Regions from separate parts of the Homo sapiens genome. Here region 1 is linked to region 2. A link is a loop called in an ENCODE intact Hi-C map of the cell type or tissue named here. Cell type or tissue: MCF 10A. All regions are shown on one strand. Links, peaks and the distances in the headings refer to the core of each region. The heading gives the core; the rest is flanking DNA.

Region 1 (15,806 bases), core at 5,052-13,051, 920 kb after region 2:
GCCATGGGGATGAGGAGGAAGAGGAAGGGAATCTGCCCCACCTCCAGCGCTAAAGGGAAAGATGACTGTAAGGGACTACAGGACCCCAGCTGTCGAGCCCTGCCTATTCCAAGGCACTGTGATTCTGCTTGCACCCACCGATTGGGTCCCTCCTCACCTGTCTTCTCATGACTTCCATCTCCAGTACATTGAACTCTTCCAGGCTAGTCTGCGCCACTGCATCTGTCCCTGGGTTGCTGGGAGAGAAAAAAGACAGATGGTCAAAGCTGCTGGTGGTCCCTGGCAGGGAGCACAAGAAGGCAGTGAGGTCAAGCAGGTAAGGTCGTGATCTTCTTGGACAGTGACTCTATCAGCCTCCAGTCCTCTTCCATGGTAAAGAGGGCCTAGGGCCTTGAGGGCTGGGAGTCAGCCTGAGCTAGCCTGAGCCAGCCTGGCCCAGCCCAGTCCAGCCCAACTCGGCTAGGCCGCAGAGCACTGGGATGCCCCAAATGGGCAGGGAGCCAGGGTACTCATGGTCTCTGACAGGGAGGCATTCCAGGCCCTCATGACTCCATCCTGGCCAGGCTGCTCACCAGCCCCTCTGCCCCACTCCGGGCCCTGTCTGAGCAGCCAGGGCCCACAGACCCTCAGCTCTTACCGATCATAATGGAAACGTATGCCTTGGAAATTGCCAGCGTACTCCTGGAGATGGGCATCCCCATGGCCTGATTCTCTCAGCATTCTGGGCTTTGGCAGCTGGGACCCCTGAAGAAAGGAATGGTCAGTAAAGTAGCCTGCCCAACCCCACATGAGTGGCTTCTCCAGTTTGCCCAGAGCCAATGGTGCACCCCATGGGGAATCACATGGTGCCTGGTCTCTGGAATCAAGGGCTGGCAGCTTCAGGCCGCTAGGAAAGCTTGGGAACCCCACACAGGCTGCTGGCCACCACCCCACCCACACCATGCTCCTCGGTAGCTCTTGGTCATCCAGGCAGGCTGTGGCAAAAGAGGAGCAGTAACAGGGGTCCCTGTCCTCTGCAAGAACTTTCACATGCAGGTATTAGCTGAGAGGCTGAGCAACCTACTGAAGGAGAACGTAAAACCTTGATTGGCAGCCCAGGCCATGGAGGCCTGGCGAGATGCCTTTACTTTCCAAGGATGCGTGGTAAATGTCAGGGCTAAGGCTAGAACCCTGGCTACTGGGAAACCAGCAACTCCTCTGGGTAAGCTCAGCCAGCCATCCCTGTGGCTTTCATTTTTATCCATCTGCCAACAACTCCCTAGCATGTACATCTCTGGCCCAGAGCCCTTGGGCCAGGGCCATCTGATGCCTTTGAAGCATCAGTGGGGGATAGAGGAAAAGAGCGTGGCTTTTGGTGCCAGACCTGCCTGGGCTCAAATCATAGTTCTAGGTTTCCAGTTCAAGATGAAATGTTTCACAAGCTGCTTATTTAACACACACCACATGCCAGGGACCATGCCATCCTCTAAGCCCTTACCAATACTAAGTGACTGATTCCTCGTCACAGCCCTGTGAAACGGTATCATTATCATCCCGTTTTGAAAGTAGGGGAAACTGAAACACAGAGAGGTTAATTACCTTGTCCAAGTCACACAGCTAGGAAGTAGCAGAGCAGTAATTTGAACCCAGGACATTTCAGTCCAGAGGTTATACTCTCAGCCATTACACTACGATGTCCCTCATATTTAACACTCCTTCCTGTTAAGGCTCCACTAATTGCCAGTGAAGACAGTAAAACAGTACAAACCCATAAGACAGAAGACAACACAAGAGGCATCAGCTAATGAAAGAATTCAATAAAATTCTGGAATCTAGGAAGTGTCCATGGAGGAACTAGGCCTCATTGTGGATGGGAAGCAGATGGGACTCAGCTGACAAAGGAGGCCCCCGCCAGCAGCATCCAGAGAGGACTTAGACCTGCAAGGACAATGGCGGCATATCACAAGAAAGGAGGGGAGGGAGGAAAACAGGGCCTTTAACTAATGATCTATGTAGGAAGCAGTCATCCACACTTCTCACTCCTGGTTGGCAGCCAGGCACTTACCGCCAAGCCAAAACCTGAACCAAATGAATAAGAAAGCTGGGGTGAAAGTGACACAAAATAAAACCGTCTTCATTCTGGCAGGGTTCAGGGTGCCCCACATGACAGCCAGTTCCTTACCCGCTCACCCTGCTGAAGTAGAGCCTGTCATTTGAGAGGCCTGACTGAGGCGCACAGAGTACTGGGTTAGCTCTTCTATTTGCCTCATTCTTACAAAAAAATAGACAACCAAGGCTCACCTGTCACCTGAGAAATATCTGCAGCCCTCTTCTGTTCCGAAGTAACAACATCAAACTGAAGGTGGATCAATTTCTGTGTAAAGGATTTTCATAGGAACTTTGCCACTGCACTCTGTTTGTTGCAATAAGGCATAACTAATCTTTCTCAAGAGGAGCACACAGATATTGGTGCAACTTTTTTATGAACCGTAGTTCATGGTCACAATATTTTATTTTCTTAAGATACTTCAAAAATTGCATTAAAAAGATAATGGGTATTAGGGAGACCCCATGACTATAATTTGATCAATGATGTCTCTTAGAAAAATTTTCAGACCATTGCTTGATTTTCCTATAAATTGGAATCAGAAGGACAAAAAAAATTTTGAGAGATTTGAAGGCAAAAAATAAGGATGAATGGCTGATGGCTGGAATTTGTTTGTTTGTTTCAGATAACATAGTTTGTTGTTAACCCACCAAGTCCCAACTTCTCTCTGTTAATCATTTCAAAAAATGTTATTTTAATTTCCATGTAATTTTAAAGGCACACTGCTTTTTTCCAAGTCAGCAGGATAGCATTATTAACTTTTCTCACCCTTGCATATTATGGTTCTCCTAGAGGCAGTTCCATTAACTGTTTTATTCAAAAATAAAGGAATGAATGAATTAATAAATAAATAGAATTAGTAAATTAGATTTCCTAATTCTAAATTTCTAAATTTAATTTATAAATTCAATATAATGTCTATATTTTCAAACAGTCTACCTCTAGCCCTTGTAGTCAACTTTAATTAAACCAGAGATTATATCTCCCCTAGTCTCAGGGACATTAGTGGTTTGCAGGAGCCTGACCTCCTGGAGCAACTTGATTTGGCTTCTGTCTTTGGACACAAAAAGTCAACTCAATATTTGACTTATTTTTATTCCCAGGAAACCTCTAACCTGGAAGCTTTTTTTCTCATTCTTCACTGGGGCCACCCAATAAATCATTTCAGCAATCGAGTCTCCCTCCCTCTCCAACCTTATTGCCCCCCAGTAACTTTCAAACTTCACTGTGGTAACAGTAAAGCCACCATTTTCTAAAATTTTCCCTCATCCATCTGAATGTGGTGAAAAGCACTGGCTACAGAATGATGGGATTCGTGATTCCCTAAAACAGTCAGGTCTACCTCCTCTCCAAAATGGCTCAGTATCCTTTGCAACAATGTGGCCAGCATTTTTCTAGAACATTCAACACCCACAATGAATGTAGCTTAAAGTACAGAACTATGGGACTCACATGATTTCCTGGAGCAGTCAGGCCTCCCTCCCTCTCCAATCTTGTTGCCTTTTCCCAGCAGCCTTTGCAACAGCATAACAACAATTTTTCTAAAACTTTCCCTTACCTACAGTGAATGTAGCTAGCTAAAATGATTGGATACAGAACTGTGGGACTCACTTAATTCTGTAGAATAGTCAGGTTTCCCTCCCCCTCCAAAATGACTGTGTTTTCCCAATATCATTTGCAACATTATAGCCACTATTTGTTCTAGAACATTCCTTCACCCATATTGAATGTAGCTTAAAAGGATTGCCTACAAAATAGTCAGATTCACTTGCCTGGATTTCTTTCTTCTTTCTCTTTCTTTCTTTCTTTCTCTCTTTCTTTCTTTCTTTCTTTCTTCCTTTCTTCCTTCCTTTCTTTCTTTCCTTTTCCTTTCTTTTCCCCTTCCTTCCTTCCTTCCTTCCTTCCTTCCTTCCTTCCTTCCTTCCTTCCTTCCTTCCTTCCTCTCTCTCTCTTTCTTTCTTTCTTTCTTGACAGAGTCTCACTCTGTTGCCCAGGCTGGAGTGCAGTGGCATGATCTCAGCTCACTGCAACCTCTGCCTGCTAGGTTCAAGCAATTCTCATGCCTCAGCCTCCTGAGTAGCTGGGATTACAGGCATGTGCCACCATGCCCAGCTAATTTTTGTATTTTTAGTAGAGACGGGGTTTTACCATGCTGGCCAGACTGTTCTCGAACTCCTGGCCTCAAGTGATCCGTCCGCCTCCTCCTCTCAGAGTGCTGAGATTACAGGCATGAGCCACCATGCCAGTCCACTTGACTGGATTTCTTAACAGCCAGAAAGCATAGGAGCCTCACCTGACTTATTGTGTGTATACACGCGCACACACACACACACACGTACCACACACATAATTTTAAATACAGGAAAGCGTTATTTCACACAATAGATTTATAGAGTAAAGTATTTATGTACTCCCCATGCAATATTTGTTTCAGGCATTCTGAATTCCCAAGGTTGAACCCCCAGCATAGGAAAGGATGACCCTGACCTTTAATTGGAACTTCCTGTCCTCATTTGCCAGCTTGGAGCACAGGAGCTTCCTCCTCCTCACAAGTCAACGTCTAGCCCTGCCTGACCTGGTCAGGCTAGAGCCCCTACAACCAGTACTCCCAACCCCAACCTGGCCACCAAGTGCTGAGGACCCCATACAGTACCATTTTCTTGGGTCGGGTGGCAGTCATATTCCAAACTCGTTTGGCTGAAGCAGAGCCAGCAGCTTTTTGTTCCAACTTCTGCTTCTTCTGGGAGGCACCCCGGGACCGAGATCCAAGCTCCATCATTTCTAGAGAGAAGAACAGAAGCTCCAGGAGCACCCATAGAAGTTGCACCAGGGTTTCTTGGGCACAAAACACACCAAAAAGAAGACAGAGTCTCCAGCTTTCTTGGGAATCACTCAGCACCCATTAACCACTGTCCATCAGCTGATCCCAGGTCTCAGTTTGTTCATCTGTTCAAAAGTTAAACCGGAATTTCCTGAGGGCTGAGCTCGAGACTAGGTTACTCTCCAGTAACCTAGAGACCAATGACCAAGAACAAGATTCCAGCTATCAAGGAACTGACCATCTGTTTGTGTATAAGGGGGAATGACAGGTGTAAAACAGAAAGCAATCTATCCTTGCAAATGCAGACAGAGAGATGCAGGCTCCATAAATGATCAAAACAGGGTAACATAGTGGAAGGAAAGGGCTCCTCCTAGAAAAGTAGGAGACAGCAATTGAGGTGGGGACCTGAAGGAAAAAAAGGACCCAGCCCTGGGAAATTGAGGGAAAGAGCATTCCAGGCAGAGGAAACAGCAAATGCAAGGTCTTTGGGGGAAGAAGCAGGCTTGGAGCATCGTAAGAACAAACATAAATGCAATGTGATCTGGATCCCTTTGTGTGCTATAGAAATGGTATTTTCTGTCTATATCATAGCATGAAACGTTTTGAGGAGGCTGATACAATCTTATAGATCATGGAATTTGGATTTTCCTCCAAATGGCAGGAAAATGAATTGGAGGATTGGGAGAGAGAATTGATCTCTGGTCTCATAATTTGAGCCCTCTGAGTATTTTGCAACAGAGACTGTGGTGGCTTGGATAAGGGGGAGACAGAGGTACTACACATGTTGTTCCCATCCTCCTCCCTCCCAGGGAAAAATGCTCACATCATCTATCCCTTTTCCCCTAGCTCCCTTACATCAACCCACAAATCCTCGAAGCCCGGCCAACACACAGATGTGCAAACACTTCCGTGCACACATGCACCTTTTCCAACACACACATGCACAGGTATAGACACGTATCTACACAGTTGGCTGTAGCCTAGGGGTATTTTAGGGGATCCTCACCTGCTATCACCAGGTGCTCTTGGTTTTCCCCTTGGCGTCCATGATTCAGTTCTTCTGCCAGGGACATTTCCATCTCCGCCTTGGTGTTGGGAGGGCCTCCTGCCATCACAACCAGCTGTTCTCTTGTAAGCTATGGCTAAGGATGCACAGGGTGCCAGGAACAGAGGAGTCACACTCAGAAAATCACCTCTTCCGGAAACAGGAGCTCAAGGAAGATATAGTCAGATCTGGGGGTGGAGTGAGACTCCCTCTCTAGGCTGAGGCCTTGGACACAGTACTTTCTGTTTCTATTGTATCTTGCTGGCTAGGTCAGTGGCCTTCTCCTCTGCTACTCTGTAAGCAACTTAGGAGAAGAGATACAATTCCGTGCCTTTGCCTGTGAGAACTGCTCTGGCTCATGAATCTCCATATTTAGCCCATGGGGAGAAGGGTGGGGTCCACCCTCCATCATTTCTATGAAGAAACAGGGATTGGCACAGGGTCCGAGAGCCAACAGTGGCCACAACAGAGTTAGGTGCTAGCAATCCAGGCCATACCACACCTTCAGAAGGGATTCTCTGGAGAGCGTATCCTACCTCCCCCATCCAGAGTCCCCAGACACGGGAGGTAGCCTTTTCCTGAAGTAGGTCAGCCTAGGCAGGAGCCATAACAAAGGGAGAGAAGGGCAAGAGAGGTGGGACCTGACTGCAGCCACTAGAACCCCCAGGGGCCTCAGGCCCTGCACCTTCTAAGTCCCAGTTCTCCCTCAGCTTCCCTACTGATTAGACCACTGTGATGGTCAGGTTTATGTGTCACCTGGCCAGGTTCTAGTCCCCAGTGACTCCATCAAACCCTAGTCTAGGTGTTGCTGTGGAGGCATTTTGTAGCTGTGGTTGGCATCTACAACCAGTGGACTTGAAATAAAGTAGAGACCCATCCTCGATGATGTGAGTGGGCCTCACACAATCAGCTGAGAGGCCTGAAGAGCAAAGACTGAGGTTTCCCAAAGTAGAGGTAATTCTACCCCAGGACTGCAATGTCAACTCTTCCTTGAGTTGCCAGCCTGCAGGGCTGCCTTGCACATTTCAGACTTGTCAGCCCCACAATCGCATAAGCCAATTTCTTAAAATAAATTTCTATATACTTGTGCATATGCAGATATATACATACATACATGCATACATACATACATACATACATACATACATACATACATATATACATCCTATCAGTTCTGTTTCTCTGGAAAACCCTGATTGCTACAACTACCTGTGGTGAACCCTTCATTCTAGGAAACAACCCCAGAGCCCCTGGGGGAATAGGAGGCTATTTGTAAAAGGAATCAGGACAGGTTTATATAAGGTTCCTTTTACAAATAGCCTCTTCTTCCCCCAGAGCCCCTGGGCCAGGTGGGAGGAAGAGGAGGAAGGAAGGAGGAAAAGAAGAAGGAAGGGAGGAAGGAAGGAAGGAAGGAAGGAAGGAAGGAAGGAAGGAAGGAAGGAAGGGAGAGAAAGTGGAAACGAAGGGGCCAGGAGTAGCTGAGATAGGGCGGCATGGTCTGAGGCTGCCTGCCCCCTGCCCCCACCTCACCTGTCCAGCTTGGGAACCAGAGCTGATATAGGCCCTGCCTGCATTCCTGGGGGCCCCAAAGAAGCCCTTCCCAGATCCAGTGGAGCAGCTGTGATGAAATTCGAGCTTTCTGGAGGGCCACCTTGGGAGCAGAGAAACTGCTGAGTGTGCTCAGCTCAGTGGGATTCAGGAGCCTGGGAAGCCCAGCCAGATTGAGCAAATGAAAATATAGGTACGAAGTACATTTAAATTTCAGATAAACAACAGTATAAGTATTCTCTCGTACACTAACTTTTGGGACATATTTACACTAAAGAATGATTCATGGATTGATTTGACATTGAAATTTAGCTGCATATCCTGTATTCCATCTGACAATCTTATCTCACTATGACTTCAAGATTTTACCTTGGGCAAGTTTCTCGCTTCTTTTGGTGTCAGTCTCCCCCATGGACAAGCCTCCCTACAGGGTGGCTGGATTGTGAGGAGCACTCAGAAGTCAGCAAAGCTAGAGCAGTGTGGGCACTGGCTTGCCACAGGGCCTCGGGCTATGGAGGCCAGATTTCTGTCTCGCTATCAACTGGCCCTGGTGGGGCTTCTTGGGCACAGGAGCACAGGGTCCAGGTGCATGTGGAGGCACTGCCCCCTGGTGGCATAGGAATCCACCACCTAAAGCCAAGCAAAGAGGGTGGGAGAATTCCTTCCCAATCCCTGAACCCCCAATGCCACTCAAAAACCCCAGCATCTCACCCCCTTAGCATGCCTTCCTTTCTTGGATTGAGTGCCAAGGACAACTTGGAGGTGACGAGAGTTTGCTATGTGCCTTTGAACTTGTCTCTTAGCATGCTAGCTAATTATAATTTCATAATTATCATCTGCATGGTAATCTCCTTTTGAAATGGCCCTAAATTCGTACTCCAACCATTCTGAAAAGCCCCCTACCCCAAAGTCTGTGTGCTAACCTCAGGGCCTCGAAGGACTAGAGCACCTGGGATACAGAGAGAGACCTTTCAAGTCTCACACGGTGCCTGGGTCCAGGAAGATGGCACATGGCCAAGTGTACATAACAGGCTGCAGAGCCCTAACACTCCAGTGGAAGGTTCTGCTCACCCAAAGGTTCAACAGATGCTTCTTCATAGGGGAAAGAAGGGTCCAGAACATACCTGGCTTGTATGTGTGTCTATATGTTTTCAGTGTTCAGTGTTTTGCACAATTGAGATCACCTACATCTGAGGTGTGTGCCATATTCTGCAACTTATTTTTTCAAGTGAACCATGTGCTTTGGGGAATCTCTCCGTGTGAAAACAAATCTACCTCATTTCTTCTCAGCCCAGCATAGCATTTCCCTACACAGCTGCCTCCCCTTGCTCCTTTATTGACTTGCTCATGGATATTTTGGGTGTCTAGAGCTTTTATATTTTTAGAAACAATGTAGCACTGAGCATTCCTGAACATGTCTCTCTGCACACATAGGTAAATGGGTTTGCACAGCAGGTGCCTATAAGTGGAATTGTGGGGTTCTAGGGTATGTGTGTTGATGATTTTGACCTATATGGACCAATATTGTCAAAGGAGCCTCCAAAGAGCCTGCACAAAGTGAAGCCTCACCTAGAAGAAAGTCCGTGTTTCTTCCCAGTCTGATCAACAGGAATATTATGCAACTATTTAAAAGGCTTAATGGGTGAAAAATGATATCCATCTCATTGTTGCTTTAATTTATATTACTTTAATTATGAATAATCCTGAGCAATTTTTCATATGTTTATTGATCTTCTGTATTTCTTTCCCATGAACTGTCTGCTGGAGGGTTTGGATCTTTATTAAAATAAGAGCTATTTTATTAACAGAAAAGAATAAGACAAAAACTCTCCCTCCTTTCAAGCTAAGTATCTCCAAAGGAAATGTATCATCTTTTTCCCTAAGGGGGATCGTGAGCACAGAGCCTCCACTGGGGACCAAACAAATAAAGTTAATTGCATCCAAGCTTTTGCTGAAACCTAGAGGGCATCCAGCCACCCACGGAGCAGGTGTCCAACTCAGGCTGCTGCCTGCCTACCTGTCCATCTGCCCTTGTGTCTGTCTGTCTTCTCTGCCTGCCCCCAGCCAGCCTGATCATCTGCCTCCAACAGTGCCTTCCAACCACTAGCTTCTTCCAGCTGTTCAGTCAGCTGAGCACTCTGCTCCATTTCCCAGCGGCTCAGGGTCGCAGCTCTGTCTGCCCCCAGCTCCCACCTCCCTTGCAAGCTGCAGCAGGAGATGGCAGGAACCTAGCCCAAAATCAGCACATCTGTGAGTGACTCAGAACCCTGCCACTGGGACATCTTAGGCAGGTTGCTTCACCTGCTTGGAGCCTCAGTTTCCCATGTTCACGTGGAAGTTTCAGGGAGGTGTGTGGGGGCTGCCTGGGCTTCAAGGCAGACTCTACTGTTCTTCATCCAGAGCAGCTCAGCTCTTACCACTTTCTTATATTGGGGCTTTATGTAAGAGGTCGTTGAAGCCAAATGTCTTGAAGGAAAGTAAAAAAAGCCACTGGGTGTGATGACTTCCTATCTCCCAGCCCTGCTGAGAGCCCAGTCTCAGGCAGCTACAGCCCCAAACCCAAGCAAATGGGTGCACCTGGATCTTTCAGGCAGCTGAGAGCTTCCTCTTGGCTTGTTAATGAACCTTATGGACCTGTAAACAATTCTCCTTCCTGCTCCTGGAAGCAGCTGGTACTGAGGTCATCCCTGGAGCCACAAAGCCCTCCCTGCGCCAGAGAGGAAGGGGAAAGGAGACTAGCAGAGTCTTGCATCTCTCCCGCCTCTCCTTAAAGAGGCAGGAAGGACAGACAGAAGGATTCAGGGTCAAACTGCAGGGACCATAGCTGGCCCAGGGAAGGAAGGCCACCTTGTGAGCAGAGAGAGGGAAATAAAAAGTAACAGGGCCACTTAGGGCAGCCCTTAGGACCCACTCCCATGGGGACAGAGCCACCTTGATTTCTAGCTTTCTGCCTTGAATCAAGATTGCCTGTGTGCTAGACACTGGGGATGGAGATGAGGTCCCTGTCCTCACGAAGTTCATGCTGTAGTGAACAGAGAATCAAATGGACAGGAAAGAAGTCCATCTCTCTGTGGGGACAGTAGCAGGCAGTTGTTTGTGTGGCGGCCATGCCCTTAACCCTGCTGCACTCTGCCTGTCTTGGAGTGTGGTGGGTGCTCACTATAGCTTGGCAAACCTAAGAAGGAGGGGCGCAAGGGAGATCTGTCCCAAGCAATGTCCCTGGCCTCTGTAGCCTCTGACTGCACACCTCCTGGGGCAGCTCGCTACCTCCCAAGGGGGCTGAGATCAGTAGAAACGTCTTCCCTGCATGGGTGGAAACTCTGGCACAGTCTGGGGGGTGGGGGAGGAGCAGCTTCAGCAGAAGGAAGTTAAAGATGCAGACACAGAGTCAGCCTTGGCTTTCAAACCAGCAGGTAGGACTGCGGTTGCTGAGATGCTAAGTGGTTCCCAAACAACCCAGTCCTCCAGGCTTAGGGGTCCAGAGACCATCCTGCTGTGCCTCTGAGTTCCTTCAGAACAGCACCTTGAGATTCCCCCTGAGAAAGGAAGGCTCTCTCAGCAGCTCAGGTGGAGCTGCAAAGAGCTCAGCGTAATTGTTGTTGGTTGACTGCCTTAGAAACAACTCGGGACCACCCTGCATGTGACAAAGAACAGCACCCAGAAAGAGGGGAAATTCGCCTCCCAGCGCAGCCAGTTGCTGTCACTGCCTGCTCCTTCTTCTGCCTTCTCCTTTTCTCTTCACTGGCCCAAGAAATCCTTCCCCCAAAAGCTGGCAGAAGGTTCAGAGACCCAGAGGGGTTTGTTTCCTGCCTATCTGTCACACTGTGGCCCAGTGTCACCCTGCCCCCAGCTGAGAGGCTAGGGCACTTTGCTCTTATGTCCAGAGATCCCTGGGAGCTGGTGGGAAAGAGTCTCTTTCCTGATCCTCAGGAAGGGGGTTTGAGCAAGGTGACCTCACAAAATCCTTGGCCTCGGCTGTGTGGTGACTCCTCAGATCAAAATGCATCTGCTTTTAATTGTTTCTGTGCCCAATGACTGAATTGTGATGTGTATGTAAAAATCAGGAGAATCAGAGGCCGAAGGAAGAGGTAGAAAATGTGGTACAAAACCTCAGAAAATGACCTGCTCAAAACACAAGCAGCAGCTGCCCCTCCAAGCTGGAGAAAGATGTTGGAGAGGAGGAAGAAGGCCCAAGGTGGGAAGCACAGCCCTGAGAAGCTGCATGGGTTTTTTTTTCAGACAGGAAGCTAATGACAGGTGTTCCCATCTATGAAGTGGTTACTATTCCCAGTATGCCCCCATTTTACAGATGGAAAAGCTGGACAGAGGCGGGAAGAGAGGGCTGAGATATGATCCAGTTCACTGATTCAGTGATAAACCAAGGCCATCACACTAACACTCCAGGGTGCTCGCTAGACCAAGAGGAAGTCCCAAGGAGGAGGTGGCTCCAGAGCATTTCAGAAAACATCCTCCAGCCCCTATTCTACTCTGACCTGCCCTTCACTCTTAGAAGATAGAGACCAACAGAGACCTTGTCTGCTTTGTTTGCTGGCTCCTCAGCACTTAGCGTGCTTCCTGGCATATTAGAAGATCACTAAATAGTGGTTGGATTGGAATGACCTGAATGTTAAAAAACAAAACAATCCCCCCTTAGCATCTTGTCTTTTGCCGCTAAACTTTCTCAACTCCTGGAAAGTGTTGCCTCCATCATATGCACTGTCTCCACTTGTTACCTTCCAGGCATCCCACTGCTCATTCTAGTCTGGCTTCTTCAGTCACCATGGAACTGAAATCACCCCTTGCCGAGGTCACCGATGACCCCCTGATGGCTCCATACAATGAGTTCACTTTGGCTGTCATCTTCCTTGGCTTCTTGAAAGCATTTCACATCATTGTCCACTGTCTCCTTCTAGAAACACTCTAGTCCTTCGGTTTTCAGGGCTCCATATGCCAGTGCTTTTCTTCCCACCTGTCTGGCCTCCCTCCTGGGCCATTAGGTCCACACTCAAGACCACTTGTTGTCTTTCTGGGACCTCAAGCAATTCTGATCTCTCCTGTTGCAGCCTAGGCCTCCCTCCTCAACTACACTCAAATGCGCTATACACCACACATGCAACACGTCAACTCAAACCTGTGGTCTTTTGCTCCCCTAAACCTGCTCTTCCTCAACTGTGACCCTTTCCAGGGAATGGCCCTACCATCTACTCTACTGTCTGAGCCCCTAAACCTGAAAGTCCTCTGGGATTATTCACTACCCCTTCCCAACGCAATCAGTCACCATGCATGGTTCTGCCTCCTGAATAGAGAATTCAGTGTTTCTTCCAATGTGACCCAAAGATCCCCTGCAGAAGAATCAACTGAGTGATTTGGTCACAATGCACATGGCTGGCCCAACCCTGGACTCAAGGTATCAGACTCTGAGGGTGGGGTCTGGAGATCTACATTCTAAGCAATCAGATAGTCTTGTGCCCATCAAAGTTTGAGTAAAAACCTTCTCAACAGTCTATCTCTCTCTGTCTCTTCCGTCATCAGCCTCATCCATCCCAGCGCTGTCTCTTGCCTGGGCGATGGCAATAACCTGACCTCCCTGACTTCTCTTATTCTTCGGCTCCTGCAGCCTGTTTTCCACATGGCTGGCAGAGCATGCCTGGCCATGCCCGCTTGCTCCTTAAGGCACCCCTTGGTGGCCTTCGCTTATCACTAGGGTAAAGACTACAGCTCTGAATACTGCCTAAAGGGCCTCACATAGGCCGACCTCCATGTATCTTGCAAATCTCATCTTGCACAGGTCTTTCCCCTCATGCTACCCTGTCTTCTGTTTCCTTAAAACCAAGATGGACTTGCTGAACTCCAGGCCTCTTCACGTGCTGCCCCTCTGCCTGTCTGAATTGTCTTCCATGGTCTTTGCTTGGCTGATTGCTACCCATCCTTCACTTTGGTTGGCCGTGGCTTCCTCAGGAAGACTTTCTCTGGAAGCCCCCAGCCCCACCCCCCTGGACTTCCCCTAGCATAAAGTTCATCATGCACTATTGCTACAGCTGTTCTGATGTTTCCCCCACCCAGCTATGCCCAGAGCTCCAGACAGCCAGGACCTGCATGCCCCAGCTTGTGGAGCACCATGCTCTGCCAGCACCCACCCCTAGATGTCCTATCAGCCCAAGGACCCAGCAGTGCCACCACCAATTGCCCACCCACTGGGCTCCTGTGACCCCATGCAACCAGCCTGATATGAAATGTTACCCAGTCTCTATTTTTATAGCTCGGAAATCCTAGTGAAACCGAACCCATCACACAGTTTGAGCTCTTCAGAGAAAATGCTGAAAGTTAATGTCATTGGAGCTGGCGGTGTTGTGATCCCCCAAAACAATGTATTTTGTCTGTAAAAACAACCTGTGGGGCACCAACGTTGTGTCTATTCTTCAGGCTTTGGGTTCTCACATCACTTCCCACAGAAGAACCCTGGAAGAAGCATTCTGAAGCCCACTTCTCCTTTCCCAACTCACCTGCCCTGTGGAGACTTTTGGCAGCTGTCCCAAGTCTGTCCAGCTTGGCAGGGAAGAAACTGCTTTGGGGACTGGTTGGAGACTGACAAGGTGCCCCTCTGTCTTTGCCAGCATCTCAGAGAAGCTATGATGTTCACCCTTCAAGATTTTCCAGAATGTGCATCATGTGCTTAGGTTGGAGGAAGGAGCAACAGAGTCTTCCTCTCATGAGTGGAGCATTATGAGCCAAAATTTGTCCCCCTAAAATTCATATGTTGAAATTGTAAACCCCCAGGACCTCAACATGTGGCTGCAGGAGTAATCAAGGAGTAATTAAGTGGAAATGAGGTCAGTGGGGTAGGACCTAATCCAATCTGACTGGCATCCTTATAGGAAGAGGAGATTAGGAGCACCGAAAAGAACAGAGGGACAATACTGTGAAGCCACAGGGAGAAGATGGCCATCAGCAAGCCAAGGATACAAGCCTCAAAAGAAATCAACCCTGCCAGCACCTTGACCTCAGACTTCCAGCCTCTAGAACCTTGAGAAAATCTTCTGTGGTTTAACCCCCCAGCCTGTAGTATTTTGTTTTGGCAGCCCAAGCAAACTAATACATGGAGCTTGGTCTCCGATTGTAGAACACAATCAGTCCACACGTTTTTAAAAATTGAACACTTACTGTGATCCAGGCTCTGTGCTGTGTTCTAGGGCAGAAGTGGTGAGAAAAGTTATATATGGTCCCTGCCCAAATGGGGTTACCAGTAGGGCAGGGAGAGGAAGAGGGCATTCTGGAGGGATCTATAGTCAACACAAAACCAACGCAAAGTCACCCTTCCCCAAAAGGGACCAGCAGTGCTAGGTGCATGGCCTGGGGTGGGGCCATCAGGACAGACCCGGATTCACATGATGGATCCAGGACTTCCTCTCTGTGAGATCTTCGTCAAATGACATGCCTTTGCTGGCTTTGCTTCCCTCTGCTATAAACTAGGGTTAGTTATAAACCCCATATCGCAGGTTTCTCGAGAGGATTGTGTCAGTCAATGCATGTACAAGGCCTGGCATACACTAAGAGCTCAATAAATGCTGGCTATGATCATTTATAATCACAATTCAGGCATTTTCCCCACTGCCCTTCCATCCTGTCACTCCTTGTAGCCTCAGGTCAGCTACTATGAGGGGGTGGCACTGGTGCAGGATGGGAGGCTGGGGAGAGGGCAAGGAGAGGGACCCCACCTTCCCAAGCCACACCCTTGAGGCACAGGGTCTGCCTTTCACCTGATCCCCTGTCTCTAGGGATAGAACCATCTCCCTCCACAGTCACCCCATTAAGTCCCTGGCCCTGACTTGCCCTCATCGTCTATAAGCAATTCAAGTGCCTTGGCCCCAGAACCTGTGACTAGATTAGCAGGGGAGGCCCAGTCCATTGGATGGTGCATACAGGGGACTTTGGAAGCTCAGGGCATCCTTCATGTATTAGCTTCCTTGCATGGGCTGGCCTGGGACCCTAAGTCACTGCCTAGAACATTTGTCTCTGGCAAAAGAGCCTAAAGTTCAAAACCTATGTTCAGAATATGACCCCATCTGTGTGCCTGAAGGGCCTTCGAGTTTCCAGCATCCCCAGAAGGTTAGCATCACTCAAGCCCCAGCTCCCCAAGGCCTCTGGCTGCCATTCTTGGCATTTGGGCTCCACATTCAGTCCTCTAAGGAGGTCCCAAATTTCATTGCCATTGTCCCATCACTTCCAGGGTCTTCCCGATTAAAGGACGGATGACTTTCATTACTTGGGGTTGGCACAACTAGCACTTGCGACTTCCCGTGGCTATA
Region 2 (15,561 bases), core at 1-8,000:
CCCAAATTAAAGCAATGCATTCCCACCTGTTTCCAAGCACACATTACCCATGTGCCAACGCTCAGGATCTGTGGCCACCCCAAATACACATTTCTGTGTGATTTACATGTAAAGGCTTCAGATACTCGCACACCCAAACAAACTTAAAATCAAAAAGAGAAAAAAACCGGAGTCTTCAAATATTTTCACACGACTAAGTACAAAAGCACACCCATCCCAGACCACACGGTTCGTGTTTATTCAGACACGATCGCACTGTCTGGGCTCCGATGGGTTTGAGTTAATCATTTCTATCTGCCGCATTGGAAAGAGTCCCTCATCCCCTCAACACATGCATGCACGCGCGCGCGCCTCAGGAAATGGACTAAAATGTAGACTCAAACAGGTGTCTCTCCTGTCTATGTTTTGTGAATTGCCCGTCATCCTGTACCCTCCTCCCCAATCCCACAGGTGCCAAAGCTGGGGAAAGCTGCCGGGAACCTTAAATCCTTGGGGATGGATGGACAGATCCTGGGACGAGGGCGACCCCCGCCCCCACCCCTCGGGCTGCGGTTTAGGCACACGCAGGGCTCAGTCAAGCTCCGCAGTAACAGGTGGGCGGAAGCACAGGGCTCCATTTCAACACCCCACTCCCACCTTACCCCTTCTAGGGGCCAACAGGCAGGGCCCGGGCGCCAGGGCTCAGCGAGCCCGGGTCCGAGTACCCCCCAGCCCGAGTCGCCCCCAGCCCGCTCCGTCCAAGAGGCCAGAGGTCGTCTGCCCGTCTCCATTCCCGTCCCCGCCGTGCCTAGCCTGGCGGTGCCCGCTTACCAGTTGAAGAGGTTCAGGACGACTTCGGGCACAGCAGAGGAGAACTCGAAGTGGAATTTCGGGATGGGACTGGGGTAGTTGCCCTCCGCGAGCCAGGTCCTGATGAGCAGCAGGATCACTGCGGCTCGCAGCATGCCTCGGATGCCCATGGCCGGGGCGTTCTGGGCGCCTGAGGGCGCGGGAGACGGGGCCGCGAAAAGGAACAGAGGTGGGGTGGGAGAGTGGGTGACTACTGGGGCCGGGGAAGGCGGGATTGCTGGCCCTTCCCCAAAGAGTCGCCTCTAAGGAGAGAGCAGCGAGGGCAAGGGAAGTAGGGGGTGCGGGGGTCGGCCCGGATACCGGAGATGAGAGCCCGGGAGGAGCAACCACCCAGCAGCTCTGCTGGACGCAGCTCCCCCCAGGGCCCGCCCGGCAGCTGCGAGGTGCGCTCCGTCTGCGGCCGCTCCTGGCTGCGACTGGGCACAGATCCCAGCTCGCTGCTGGCTCCGCCCACTCCGACGGCATCGCAGGCCCAGCCAATCGGACAGCTGCCAGGAGCCGCACAAAAAGGCGCGCGCTCCTGCCTCCGCCCGTAGCCTGCGCGCCGCCCGGCCCCCGCCCCTTCAGGCTTCTGCAGTCATCCCCCGGCCATCTCCAGACACAGGCAGGGCGGGGCCGGGCTGGGGGAGGGGGAGGAGGGCTGGCTCCTTGGGGGCTGGGCCAGGAATCCGCCTCAAGGGGCACTGGGTCCTGTCTCTTCTCTGCAAAATGCGAAATGTGTGTTTTTCTTGGAAGAAAGGGCCTGTGCCCGAGAGTTGTATTTGATGGTGAAGGGAGTGTGGTAATTTGACCGCCATGGCTGAATCTGCATTCTGAAAGACTTGGACAATTTTGGGCGTCAGGAGGTACCCAACGGCTGGTGACTCCGTACCCTTGAGCCTCCAGTAACCCCGCGTGCCTTGTCTCTGGATAAGGTCAAGGAGGATCCTAATGGGTTTTGTTACAGGGCTCTGGCCACAGCAGGACTGCTCCTCCCTCAGGATGGACATTGGGCTACAGGAGCCCAAGAGTTGCTTAAGACTTAAATTTCCTAGAGTGCTCTTCACCCCAACTTTGGGTACTCAGGAAAAAGACTCAAGGAACTGGAAGGGCTCACCAACTGGGGTCTCTCTGAGATGTGGTTGTGTCTCATCAGCCAGGGGATGCAGAATGAAGGTTCATGGCTGACACCATAGAAGGGGAAAAAAAGGCCAAGGTCAGTGTTTGGGGTGTTCAAGGGAGTTAGGCACTGGAGACCAGGGTATGCCAATGTTCCTGGGTTCTGACCCCATCATATGGAAAAGCCTGACATCTTGACTAGAGGGCTCTTATTCTTTCCACTACCTCAGACTCTGCCCCTATGGGACAGAAAAATCGTGGAGGATAAGAAATGCCTCCACCCAATTTCCTATGTCCTTCCTATCCCATGACAAAGCAAGTTCAGAAAGCTTAGAAAGTGGCCTCACCAGAGCCCATAGGGCAAATGGGTAATCAACAAACAGAGCTGCCATGTTCACCGGCATGCCACCTCCCACATCACACCATTGAGAAGAGTTGAAATCAAAACGGATTTCAGGTTTACTTTTGGTTACCTAGAACATTCACTGAGAAACACAACATCTCCCCCTTTTTTTCCCCTCAGTATTTGATGAAATGAGTTGAGATTGCTGGTGCCCAGCAAAGCATGACTTACCTGGTAGGCCAAGCAGTTTTGCACAGCTGAGGGTTTAACTCTTTTACCACTCCCCCTTTAAAATCATTTTAGAACCATACTTTTATGAAAAATGTCTCTCATAGTTTCCTGCCTTCTTTTAATGAGCAGAACACCCTCACACCTTTCTTTCCCATCTCCCCTCTTTCCCTGGCCATTGCAGTAAGAAAAAAGGATGATGGGACCCATTTGTCAGGATCACATATGAGAGCAGATTAAACCCACCTCTACTGCTACCAGTCCTGTCCCATCACCTCTGGTCACACAGACGTCCTTGTAGAGAAAATCCTTGTTTGCCAAAAATGTTAGAGCCATTCCGGGGCATTTTGTCCAGCCACCTCGGTTGTAATGTAGGGAAACTGAAGCCCAGAGAAGAAAAAGGGATTGGCCCAAGGTCACACAGTAGCAGAGGCCAAAACTAAAAACCACATTTCCAGGTCTGCTTACTTCGAGAAGAGTGCGTTTTCAGTCTAAGTCAGCTTTGACTGGAAGTTCTAGCAACCACCAGCAGGTGGGAGCAGATTTGTTTGAATGTGGGATGTTCCCAGCACTGAGGAATCAAATTCCACAGGCAATTGGTCTGGTCGCTCATTTGTTAGGGGAAACAAGCCTGAAGCCTGAAATTTTGTTCTTAGGTACCCTTGTGACTATGAAGATTGACAAAAAGTTGACGGCAACGATGAATTCTCTTCCAGAACTTACATCCCAGAAGGCCCTCCCCTACTTCGGGTCTCCCTAGAGGTAATGCTTCATTGAAATTTCTGACTCACAAGAAAAGGATAGCCAAAATACAAGAAATACAAAAATGCCATTATAATTTGTACTTATTGAGCGTTTGCCTAGTTAATTTATTATAATATCCATAAAGATCTAGATTGAATAAGCTTAAACCTGAATATGGGATAATGGTGTAGGACAAAGAACACTCATCTGGAAGTTAGCCCATCTGTGTTCTGACCCAGCTCTGCACACGACAGTGAATATTCCAGTTTGGCTAAAGGGTAGAGTAAGTTTGGAGGTAAGACAACAGGTGAGATAGGTAAGAGGTGAGAGATTAGGCAGAACCTGACTTTGTAAGCAACACACACTCAGTGTACAATAAATTCTTGTGTAATGAATGAGGCAAGAGAAAGAATCTGGGTCCTAATTTTCTAAAATAAAAAATTGTATTTTATTTTAGAGTCAACAGTAATCTTCTGAAGGATTTGTGCAAGGGAATGATACAATCAGAGTGGCACCTTCGCACTGAAGGAAAAACTGGGAGGGAGAGGGACTGGGGGCAAGAAGAGCACACATCTCCTTCTGGTAATGGCCAGCTAGGTAACTTGGACTAGCTGTTCCAGTGAGGACAATGAAACAAACTGGCTGAATGTAGAAAGAAATAATTGTCATAAAGAACTGAGAGATACTGAGGCTAAAATCCGGAAGAAGACAAGAACCCAGGGGGGAAAGCCCAGCACTAGAATCCTCTTTTGTCCTGATGGCTTCTACTGAATCTGGAAGAGAGTTATGAAATTGAGCTGCAGTTTTGGTGGCATCATAAGGAAAAAAGTGAAAGCTCAAGGCCCAAGGAAGTAGCGGATTTGATTAGCATTCTTGTCACTCTCAGCTGAGACCCTGAGTGGCTACCCCTTTGGGTTAATGGTGACCTATAAGTAACCAGCCCTTGTGTGGTCTTGTAAACCTAGATACTCATCATATGGGCAGTCCAAGGAACCTAAAGCCCTGATCTTGGATTAAAGTGGCCTTGGACAAGTAGTATCCTCAGGCATTTGAAAATACCCCAGCAAATGAAAAGACTCTGCTGGAAGGTATTATCATATTGGGCCTAGAATCATTTGTACAATAATTTTTCAAAAATATGTCAGCGTATAGTCAAAGATAACTTGGCATAAAAGGAAACACATAGACCATGACAGCCAGTAGACAACAAAAACAAACTCTCAAAGACTTCACGTATCAGAGTTACGTGACAAAGACTACAATAACTATGGTTCACTTTATTCCAAAAAATTAAAAATAAGTTTGAAAATATCTGTAAGGAACAGAAAATCATAAAGACTAATAGAGCTATTTTGAAAAAAATCAAGGTGAAAAACTAAACTATAACTAGTGTAGTTATACTAAAGACTATAACAATGAAACTTGAGAATTTAATGGATGGGTTTAAGAGAAGGCTAAACACAACTAAAAAGAGAATTATTGAATTGGAAGATAGGTTATAAGAAATTGCCCAGAGTTCTGTCTGGAGAAACAAATTATTTGGAAAAATAAAAAAGGGAGGATGAGAGACTCAATTAGTAGAGTGAGAAGGTCTGCCATATATTTAATTGAAGTCCCAGTTGAAGATGACGGCTGTAAATTTGAATTCACAGATTCAAAAAGCCCAATAAGTCATAGGCAAGATAAATTAAAAGAAATCTACTCCTAGACACGTTGTAGTGAAAGTAAAGAAAGCCAGAAGCAAAGAAGGCTATATTACTGGTCCAATTAAAAATAATGAGTTCCTGACCTAGAGCAAGAACAGGAGAGACTGAGACTAGGGGATGGAAGTTAGACCCTGGACTTTAGAATGCTTTTACTCATTTTTTTCCATGCTGAAAAAGGCACTTGTTAGAACAACCTGACACCTATGAGCCCTCCCTAGTTGTCATGCTTGGAAGGCCATTGTTCTATCGGTGTGTGTCCGTCATCTCATGGGCCATCAAAGAGGCAAATATTTTCCATGGGTGTGAAATGCTAGTTGCTGCTGAGGTCTAAGGCTGGAGAAATGTGCTTATATATGGCTTCCTAAGAGAAACCAGAATAAAAGTGAATCTTTGTAGAAGAGTTCCCTTCTGCTTACCCTGCCCTCATCATTCACTATTTCTAAGGAAAAACATACAAAATGAACAGTTCTGTGGTTCTCAGGGTGTCTTCCTACACTTGGGCTTCACTATATGCAATTGCTCCTTGGGCTATCTCATGCTGGAGCACAGTAACATTCCTGCAGGGGTTTATATTATAATACACTGAGCTACAAATAAAATAGGCTGTCTTTTGAGAGTGTGGGCTCCTTATTTGTTACTAGAGCTGTTTATACAAAGACTGAATGAATGGCCTCCTGTCATGGGTAGAATAGAGGAAATTCTGCTCCATGTGGGAAGTGGTATCAGAGCTCCTGTGTTTGGCTCAAAATCCTTCATGCATTTATTCTACTTGAGGGACAAGCATTTTTATGTACCCTTAAGGACTCTTCCACCACCACCACCACCACCACCACCACCATTACCACAGAAATCCCTTTTTCCAAGAGAGGAGAGTGGGAGGGCAGGAAAGCCTTCTCTATTGCCTAACCTCAAATCAATCAGAATGCTGTCTGACAGTGAAGACACAGACCTACCTTCACTTATAGCATGCAGTATGTGACCCACAATTTTGACTAACTGTCACAAAGGGAGGGGGTGCTGAATTTTTGATTCTGAGGTTCCATATTTTCTCTTCACTTTTTCTCGGAATTCACATTTTATGTAGGTCACAGCTCCCTCTCTCCCCCAAGCCTGCAGAAACGGGCACTGTATTAGGTATAGCATCTTCTAAAAGCATCTCCCTCCCTAACTATGAAAGAGCAGGAGCGGTGAGAATACTCCACTAACTCTAGAGTTTTTCTCCCAAGGACAGGTTGTATCGTAGTGTATTAAAGGGGCATTTGATTATGAACTTGAAGATCTAGATTGGAGCTCTGTCACCAGCTATTATACCTAGGCATGTGTCTCAGCCTCTGAAGCTCAGCTCTATCATCTGGAATATGGGGGTGGTAATAATGCCTACTTGTTAATGGGAGAATCCAGACAAAAAGGACTCCCTTTCCATCACAACTTCTAGCTTTGGGACCTCACCTCCCTTATCCAGTCAGATTTCTCCTTTCTCCATCTGGAAAGGCTGCGGTCACTACCAGATAGAGCCACTAGAGGGCCTCAGCTCTCCTGGTCTAATTGTGGAACAAACCTTTCCATTTATCTATTAAATAATTGTTTCTCCGAATCCAACAACAGCAGCAAAACACCTTATGCAGAAGCTCACTGAAACAGAGGGGGATAAGCACAGGGAGCAGAGACCTTTTTGAAGGAGGAAGTTTTAGTGCGCAAATGGATAGACCTTTATTTCTACACTGCGGTAGTTGCTGCCATCAGCTACTCTGCCCCTCAGTGAGGATGGTGATGGCTAACTTCTGTGCATCCCTGCCCCTGTTCCCAAGGGGTGAGAAACATTGATCCTGTACAAATCATGAACGGATATCTCCTGGAGCTGTGGAGGGCACAGCCAGAGTGGCCACATGTGGTACACCTGGTGAGAAAGGCTGCTTTCTTACGTGACTCCCTTACCCCTGTGATATAGTTTGGCTGTGTCCCCACCCAAATCTCATCTTGAATTGTAGTTCCCATAATCCCCACGTGTCGTGGGAGGAACCTGGTAGGAGGTAATTGAATCATGGGGGCGGTTACCCTCATGCTGTTCTCGTGATAGTGAATGAGTTCTCATGAGATCAGATGGCTTTATAAGGGGCTTTTCCCTCTTTTGTTTGGCACTTCTCCTTGCTGTCACCATGTGAAGAAGGATGTGCTTGCTTCCCCTTCAGCTATCACTGTAAGTTTCTCGAGGCCTCCCCAGCCATGCTGAACTGTGAGTCAATTAAACAAACCTCTTTCCTCTATAAATTACCCAGTCTCGGGTATGTATTAACAGTGTGAGAGCCGACTAATACACCCTGCTAGTCTTGCACCTGTCCTCAAATCATTTTGGGTTACACAACCCCCCTTAGCCCCTAATTAATGTACTCTTGTATCTTTAGCCGTGTGCTCTCTGCTCCTCCCTCAGGTTAAGTTCTACCTGACCAGAGGATTTTCTTTTAGATAGTCTTTTGACATCAGTATACTCTACATTTGTGGTAACAGCGATAATTCATAATAAGGCATTGAATCTTTCAGCAACTCTAGTCCCTTGTACTTCTCCAAATTGCTCAAAACCATGCTTTTCTGCACGATCTCTGAGACAGATTCAGTAGCACTCACTTCCATCTGCAGGCCCCTTTCAGTTAGTTGGGGCCATGTAACTGGTTTTAGACAATGAAATGCAAACATAAGTGGCACAGACTATTTCCAGGATGAAGCATTTGAGAGTCAGTTTACTATCCTTAAGCTCTCTTTCTTTGCCCTGTCGACCCTGAAAGCCATATGTTGAAGTGGGAATATCAAATATGGAGAGAACCTAGACCCTGAGTCTTCCGATAGAGGATGTGACCTGCATCTGACCATGTGTGACCTGGAAATCAAGCTTTGATATGCTAAGTTGCTAAGATTTAGGGACTTAGTTATCATTTCAGCAAAGCTTAGCCTAACTTGATAAATAGACTCTGGCACTCATCTCAGTGCCTGTACCATTAGTCTAAAGTCCCATGTACAACTCTTTCTGCATGTTTTACAGGTAGCTTGAATCCAAAATATCTCAGTCTTCTCCTAGTACTCTGCAAATATGCTCCTTTTGGTGTGTTCTCAGTCTCGGTGGACTGATATTCAGTTGGGACCTGGTTGGGACCTATAAGACATCTATAGCATTTCCTTCTATCTCCCCACCCCCATATTCAGAAAGTCATCACTCATTCATTGATTAGCTGTTCACTGAGTACCTTTTAGGTGCCAGGTACTACTCTGAGAACAGGGATATAAAAGTAGAAAAAAAAACAGTGAAAGAAATCCTTGATATAGTGGAGCTTATATTATATAGGAACAGGAGGCAGATTACACAGAATTGAAATGAATAAAGTATCTGGTTTATTAGATGATGATAAGTGCAACAAAGAAAAGCAAATCAGGGAAGGAGAGTAGAGAATGCTGGGCAAATGAGGTGGTAATGATTGGAGGGCAAAGACATTATTTTAAATAAGGTGGTCAAGGAAGGACTCATTGTGAAGGCAGACATTTGAGCAGAGACCTTAAAGAGAGGGTGTAAAGCCGTATAGACATTTACGGGAAAATGATTCCAGGAGAGTGGACAACAAGGGGAAATGCCTGAAGTTTTTGGTGTATGCAAAGAATAATAAGGAGGCCAGTGAGGCTGGAACACAGTGAGTGAAGAAGAAGAGAAATAGGAGGTGAGGCCAAAGTATAAACGGGGGCTAGATCGTGTAGTGACTTGTAAACCATGATAAGAACTTTGACTTTTACACAGAGTGAGATAGGAAGCTGATGGCGGATTTGGACATAGGAAAGACATGAGCATATTTATATCATGACAGTGGGATCATGCTTTTTGCCTATTGGAGAATAGGTTCCTGGGGTGGGGGTAGGGCAGAAGCACAGAGAGCAGTCGGGAAGCTGCTGCAATAACCCAGGTGACAGATGATGGGCTCAGCAGACCAGGGTGGTAGCAGAGGAAGATGTGAGATGTGGTCAGATTCTGGATATCTTTTCAAGGCAGAGTTGAAAGGATTTTCTGACAGATCAGACAGAGAATATGAAATTAAGAGACAAGTTACAAAGGATTTCCGGAGTTTTGGCCTGACTAGGTGGGGTAACTGATTTGCCATTTATTGAGTTGGGCAAGACTCTGGGAGGAAGAAGTTAAAGTGCATGAATAGCCAATAATTTTATTTTGAACATTTTCAGTTTGCTTTGATGTTAGGCGTCTAAGTGACGATGTTACACAGGAATTTGTATATATGATCACCACTTTCCCTGCCCAGCACATTTCTACTCATCCTTTAAGGCCCAGCTCAGCTGTGATGAAGCTTTTCTCCCAACTGGCCAAGCAAAGATAGTGACCTCTTCCTTCATGCTACAAGGGAGCCTTCGACAGTCCTGTGGAACAACATTTGACTCCCGTATTGTCATTACTGCCTTTCAGCTGTCTTCCACGACAGACTGACTGGGCACTCCTTTAGTCCAGGGACTATTTCTGGTTCATCTTGTGCCTGCCTAGAACACAGTCCAGAGTCTGGGTTATGGTAGGCACTCAAAAGATATTTGTTGAATGAAGCATCCCAGAAATGAAAATAAATTTTCCATAAGCTGGAGCTCATGAAAAATGAAGACTTGGAAATGGCCATCATATTTATTGGTTAGAAGGCTCATTGGTGACCCCTGGGACAGCAGAAGCCTGAGAGCCACACTGAGGAGTCAGGAATAGGACACCCTTCTGAAAGTGTTGCTATGTGGCCATTTTTGCCTTTCATTTTGATAGTCTTGTCAGTGTTTCTCAAGTGGTTAGGCGATGAAAGGGATCAAGATTTGTGTCTCCAAGTGCACTTCAAAGAGGGCATCCTCTTCCCTGGAAGAAATGCTGTAACTATAGTAGTGGGTAGGATTTATAAGGAGACAGATTGGCTTAGATTTACTTCTAATGGAGGAAGCACCAGAGTCAGACAAATTTAGCAGCTCAAATCCCAGCTCTGCCACTCATCAGCTGTGTGACAAGTCACTTTCTCTCCTTGATCCTCAGTTTCCTCATCTGTAAAATTTGACGTTGTGGGGATTAAGTGCAATCAAGTTGGCAAAGCGCCTTCAATAGTTACTGACACAGTAATTGCTAGGGAAGAGTGGACAAAAGAGAAGCAATAGCAGGGCTAGCCAAAGATGGGGCTAGCGTTCCCCATTCCTGGAGATATTCAAGGACAGACTGCATTACCATTTTGTGGGAACATTATAGAAAGGATTCTAATGGTTGGACCAGTCGAAAATTGAGGTCCAGTCTAGCCTTGAGTTTTATAATTCTAAGAATCCCAAGGAATAGAAATGCAGATACAAATGTTGCTACTGAAACCACTCTACTCATAGTGGAGCACTCATGTGCCAATGGGTTTTTTTCCAAAGGCTTGTGTGTGCGTGGCAGCATTGTCTGTGTGGCAATGTTGTGTGGGCAGCAATGCTGTTGCTGATTTGAGAGCACACTGCCAGCTGTGCTGCCTGCTGCTGCCACACCTGGCACACTGCCTCAGCACTACATGTCCCTTCCATAGTCAAATAGGCCCCTGAAGTGACTGCATGTTCATTTTACTCTTTGACTCAGTCAGCTGGGGCCTCCCATACTAATCTCTCATTTACTCCTTTGCAGTATAATCATAATTGACTCCCGTTTGGGGAGAAGGCTTCAGGAGGTGGTACAGTGAGAATGCTTGCTGCTTATCTTGGCTTCACTGTGTGGCATCACCACCGATTTTTCAATTTGACCTTTGAGACTATCTCTGTGATGCTTCTCCCCACTGCGTCCTCCTCACACCCTGCTCCTACCCCCAGTTCAGGCCTTCATCCCTGTCTTGCACTCTTGTAATAGCCTTTTAATTAGTTTGCCCATTTGGTGTTCACCCTATCTGTAATCCACTCTGATTCTAACTTACACTTTTAGCTCCTTCCTCCTCCTCCTTCCTGTCATTCCCACCCAGCTCCAGTGCAGAGGGGCTACTGGCCTTTCTCTGAGTGACCCCCACTTGGCAGTTATTCAGTTTGTCTCCTTCATCTGCCAAAATTAAATCTATCTTTTAAACCCGAGACCGGATACCCTTTTCCCCAAAGCTAGCTGTGAGGGTTTTGACTGGGTGGCTCTATTTGTGTCCTGATCACATGGTGCCTTTTATTGGAGTCCTGTGTGTGCATCTTATTTCCCTTAAAAGTCTGGGAGCTTCATTTCTCTCATCAGTAGCTACATTCTCTCCATATCTCTCCTCATTTTGAAAACAAACTCTTCTTGTCCACCATGATTTCTCCCCTGAATCCCTACCTCATTAAAGAAATAAATGAATAAACCCAGTCAGGGTTTCTGTGGGTTGTACTGAAAAGTAATTTTAACACCTGACATCCTAAAAGCACAAATTACATAAGTAATTTTAGGGACGAATTGACAATTTAGAAGTCTGAGTGAAAAAAAACTCAGGCTACAAATGATTGATTCTGCTGAATGTTGCCTAAGTGCTCTTAATTAATCAACAAGGAGCCACATTTGCTCCCCTGATGACCTTTTCTCTCCTTTAGAAAAGCCAAGCCCAAGGGAAAGGTGTTTAAACTGTTTATTTGATTCATTTCTTAGCTTCTGAGCTTGACTACCTTAAGCCTTTGGTTTGTTCTTGAGGATTATGGGGCTTTTAAGAATTGAGCCATTCTCTAGTTTGCTCTTCAGGATATGGGCATATTGCATTCATCTAATCCCTTGAATTTACAGAGTGGGCTAGCATAGAAACCAGAAGTGAGTAGAGCATTTATTTGGGCAGCATGAATTTCTGTAAAAGAAGATGACAGGAACTCGCTGCAGTCCTTCTGTCAGCTCCCATGTTCCTGATGTTTATAAGAGCATTGCTTATGTAGTGAATCGTTCCCCTGGACACATTTCTTCCACATGGTGCCTAATGGGTTGAGGTGGAGCGTGAAGGGCCAACATGCGCTAGTGGACAAACAGCCACCAAAGCGATGTTTACTAACACTTTCACCACTAAAGTATGGCAAAGGGCTTTCAGAACAGGGTGCACTCATATTCAAGTGCATGACACCGTTCCAGAAGTTATGATGACCAGAAAAGCTTTATTTTGAATTGAAGGTGCTACTTGGGAGTCAGCTTTAGAAATAAAGTCAAAATGACCCTTCTTGTGTTCCATTAGATGTAAATATAGTGAGACAGCTTCTTCCCAATGAAATGCACTATTATAGGACTCTCCTTATACAGTACTTCACTTTAGATTCACTTAGATTCATTAAACTAAATGCTTGTTCCAGACACCTGACTTGCAAAATGTACTCCCTATTCCAGCCCACTGCTGAGAAAATGGCCAGCCTACTCCAGAAACCAATAATAATAATTTAATCACCACAATAGTGCTGTAATCTGGGTACTATTATCCTTCCATTTTCCAGTCAGGAGTGGAGAAGACATGATGGAGGTCAGAGCTTGAGCTCTGAAGCCCAACTGTCTGGATTTGAATCCCAGCTCTGACACTCACTTTCTGTGTGATCTTAAGCAAATTACCTAACTTCTCTGTGCCTCAGTTTCTTCACCTCAAAGGGGTATAGTAATAGGAATTCCTTATGGTGTAAAATGAATTAATACATGGAAAATACCTAAAACAATTGCTGAGCACATGGTCAATGCTCAAGTAATGGGAAATCTTCTGGAGTTAGGTGGCTGTTTTCTGGCCAATCAGTAAGACAAATGGGATGAAGAGAACAAAAATATGGGTCATTGGAGTAGGCCGGACTTACCCGTAGTTACTGGGATAAGCTATGTGATTCTGGTTGGGGCAGAGGCACATGTATAGAAAGGTTGCAGAATGCAGGCCAGAGGGAGTCAGTGCCTGGGATGTGTCCCAAATGTGTCTGCCCCAGCCTGAAGCTCCTAAAGCCTGGGAGATGAATAGAGGCCTTTTTCTACACACACTAGACTATAAGAAGAGTTGAGAACCCCAAGTAATATGCAAACTACTAAGTTCAACGAACCACAATTCATTTTTAAACAATTAATTCACCTTCTTAATTTAGATGTGGCAATTTACAAAGCAACGGACCACTTGGCATAGATTTTCTTTGGGGGACATGGAGCACAGTTATTGGCTTATACATAGACGCATCAAAAACCCTAACAAGGTGGGACCACCTTGTCATGTTATCTTGGAATTTCTAATGATTTGACTTGGCTTCGTGTTTTATTGGTACTGTACAATTTAAATATCTCAAACAGAGTTTCATTCAAGGCTCTCAGTCCATGTTGAACTAAATGATGACTCCCTTTACTTTCTAGTCACACTGTCAGGGAAATTTTTACAGCAGCAGCTTCAGCGTTTATACTCTGCTGTCAGCAACTTCATCTCGGATATCGATGTGGACACGGTGCTGGTTCACAATGGAGCACAGGGCAAGATACAGGATTTCTTTACATTTCCAGTTTGGTATAGTGAGGTATAGTGTGCTTAAAGAGACCAAACACCACCCCACCCTGCCAGAGAGAAAAGGAGAAATACAGCCCAGCAAAGTGTTTCTTGGCTTGAGTAAGGTTAGATATCATGCCCCTCACTTGGAGTTGGATTTCAGTTTCTGACTACCCAAAGGGTTTCACATCCAGCGACACTGGCAATGAGTGAGAAGAGCCCCTTAGTATAGATTCACCAGGCTGCTAAATAGGTGGACTATTTAGCAGGTGATACAGTACCCCTCCATCCATTTTTTCTTTCTTCTCTTAAAAATACCATCTTTATTAAGATATAATTGACATACCATACAACTCACTGTATTAAAGCGTACAATTCAATGTATTTTAGTGTTTTCACAGAGTTGTGCAACAGTCACCTCCATTTAGCTTCAAAACATTTTCACCACTCCCAAAGGAGACCCTTTACACATTAAGCAGTCACTTCTCATACCCCCTTCCCCCCAGCCCTGTCAACCACTAAACTACTTTCAATCTCTATGAGTTTGTCTATTCTGGATATTTCATATAAATGGAATCATGCAATATGTAGCCTTTCGTGACTAGCTTCATATACTTAGTTTAATGTTTTCCATATTCATCCACATTGTAGCATGTATCAGTACTGCATTTCTTTTTAAGGCTGAATGATATTCCATTGTATAGATATGCCCCATCTTGTTTTATGTATTCATCGGTAGATGGACATTTCTGTAGTTTCCACCTTGTGGATATTGTGAAAAGTGTTACCATGAAAACTCAAGTATATGTCTTCATTGTGTACACACAGTGTGATAACATCTGTTTTCAATTATCTTGGGTATATACCTAGGAGTAGAATTGCTAGGTCAAATGGTAATTCTGTGCTTAACTTGTAGAAGAACTACCAGAGTGTTTCCCATAGAGACTATACCATTTAAAATTCTCATCGGTAATATATAAAGGTCCAATTTCTTCGTATCTTTACCAACACTTAACATTTACAATTTTTTAAAATTATAGCTATCTTAGTGAGTAAAGTAGTATCTCATTGTGTATTTTTAAGAACAGCTTTATTGAAGTCTAAGTGATCTCCAAAACCCATACATATTTAATAAGTACAATTTGATGAGCTTATACATATGCACATACCCTTGAAACCGTCACCACAATCAAAGCAATAGATACACCCATCATCTCCAAAAGTTTCCTTATGCCTCTTTTTTGTTCTGTTCTGTTTGTTTTTTGTTGTAAGAACACTTACTGTGACATCTACCCTTTTAACAAATTTTTAAGTGCACGTATCATGGTGTTTTGATTACCTAGCTTTGTAATTTATTTTTAAATCAAGAAGTGTGATGTCTCTGGCTTTGTTTTCCTTCTCAAGACTGCTTTGGCTATTCTGGATCTTTTTTAGTTCCATATGAATTTTAGGATTTTTTTTTTGTGGGGGGGAAAGCCATTGGGATTTTGATGGGAATAGCATTGAATCTGCAGATGACTTTGGGTAATATGTACATTTTAACAATATTGAATCTTCCAATCCAGGAACACAGGACGTTTTTCCATAGATCAGTTTCTTCTTTAATTTCTTTCATCAATGCATAGTTTTCAGTATAAAAGCCTTTCTCTACACTGGTTAAGTTTATTCCCAAGTATTATATTCTTTTTGATGATATTGTAAATGGAATTGTTTTCTTAACTTGCTTTTAGGATTGTTCATTGCTAGTACCTTCAGGCGTCACTTAATTATGGGGATCCATTCTGAGAAACGTATCATTAGGCGACTTAGTCATTGCACAAATATCAAAGCATACTCACACAACATAGACAAACCTGCATGGCTTGTTACAGTACTGAATCCTGTAGGCAATTGCAACACAATGATAGATATTTGTGTATATCAACATGTCTAAACATAGAAAAAATACAGTAAAAATATAGTATAAAAGGCAAAGATGGTATATCTGTATAGGTCATTTACCATGAATGGACCTTGCAGAATTGGCATTGTGTCCTATACAGTAGTGTGCATAGGACATTATTGCACACTACTGTAGACTTTATAAACACTGTACATTTGTGCTACACTAAATTTATAAAAATTCTTTCTTCAATAATAA

The links. Peaks named below come from ENCODE experiments on the same cell type or tissue, not always from the same donor. Only the 100,000 strongest peaks of a DNase experiment are listed, where the experiment ranks them.
Region 1: it touches region 2 in a loop (13-fold over the local background); 5 of 110 quality-filtered maps call a loop at or near these places.

What each region holds. Positions count from the first base shown.
Region 1 is chrX:151,706,333-151,722,138 of GRCh38, reverse strand. FATE1 (fetal and adult testis expressed 1) reads right to left here and starts at 6,104. Exons shown (of 5, transcript NM_033085.3): 1 at 5,914-6,104; 2 at 4,740-4,867; 3 at 638-744; 4 at 158-236. The coding sequence starts at 6,019. In MCF 10A, for the core only: CTCF peaks have their summits at 7,845 and 8,067 (motif pointing left); no DNase peak of the experiment used is centred there.
Region 2 is chrX:152,623,601-152,639,161 of GRCh38, reverse strand. It overlaps GABRQ (gamma-aminobutyric acid type A receptor subunit theta), which reads right to left and starts at 1,267. Exons shown (of 9, transcript NM_018558.4): 1 at 811-1,267. The coding sequence starts at 959. It overlaps MAGEA3-DT (MAGEA3 divergent transcript), which reads left to right. Exons shown (of 5, transcript XR_938525.3): 4 at 3,175-3,280. In MCF 10A, for the core only: CTCF peaks have their summits at 3,074 (motif pointing right) and 6,462 (motif pointing right); DNase peaks (open chromatin) are centred at 3,061 and 6,471.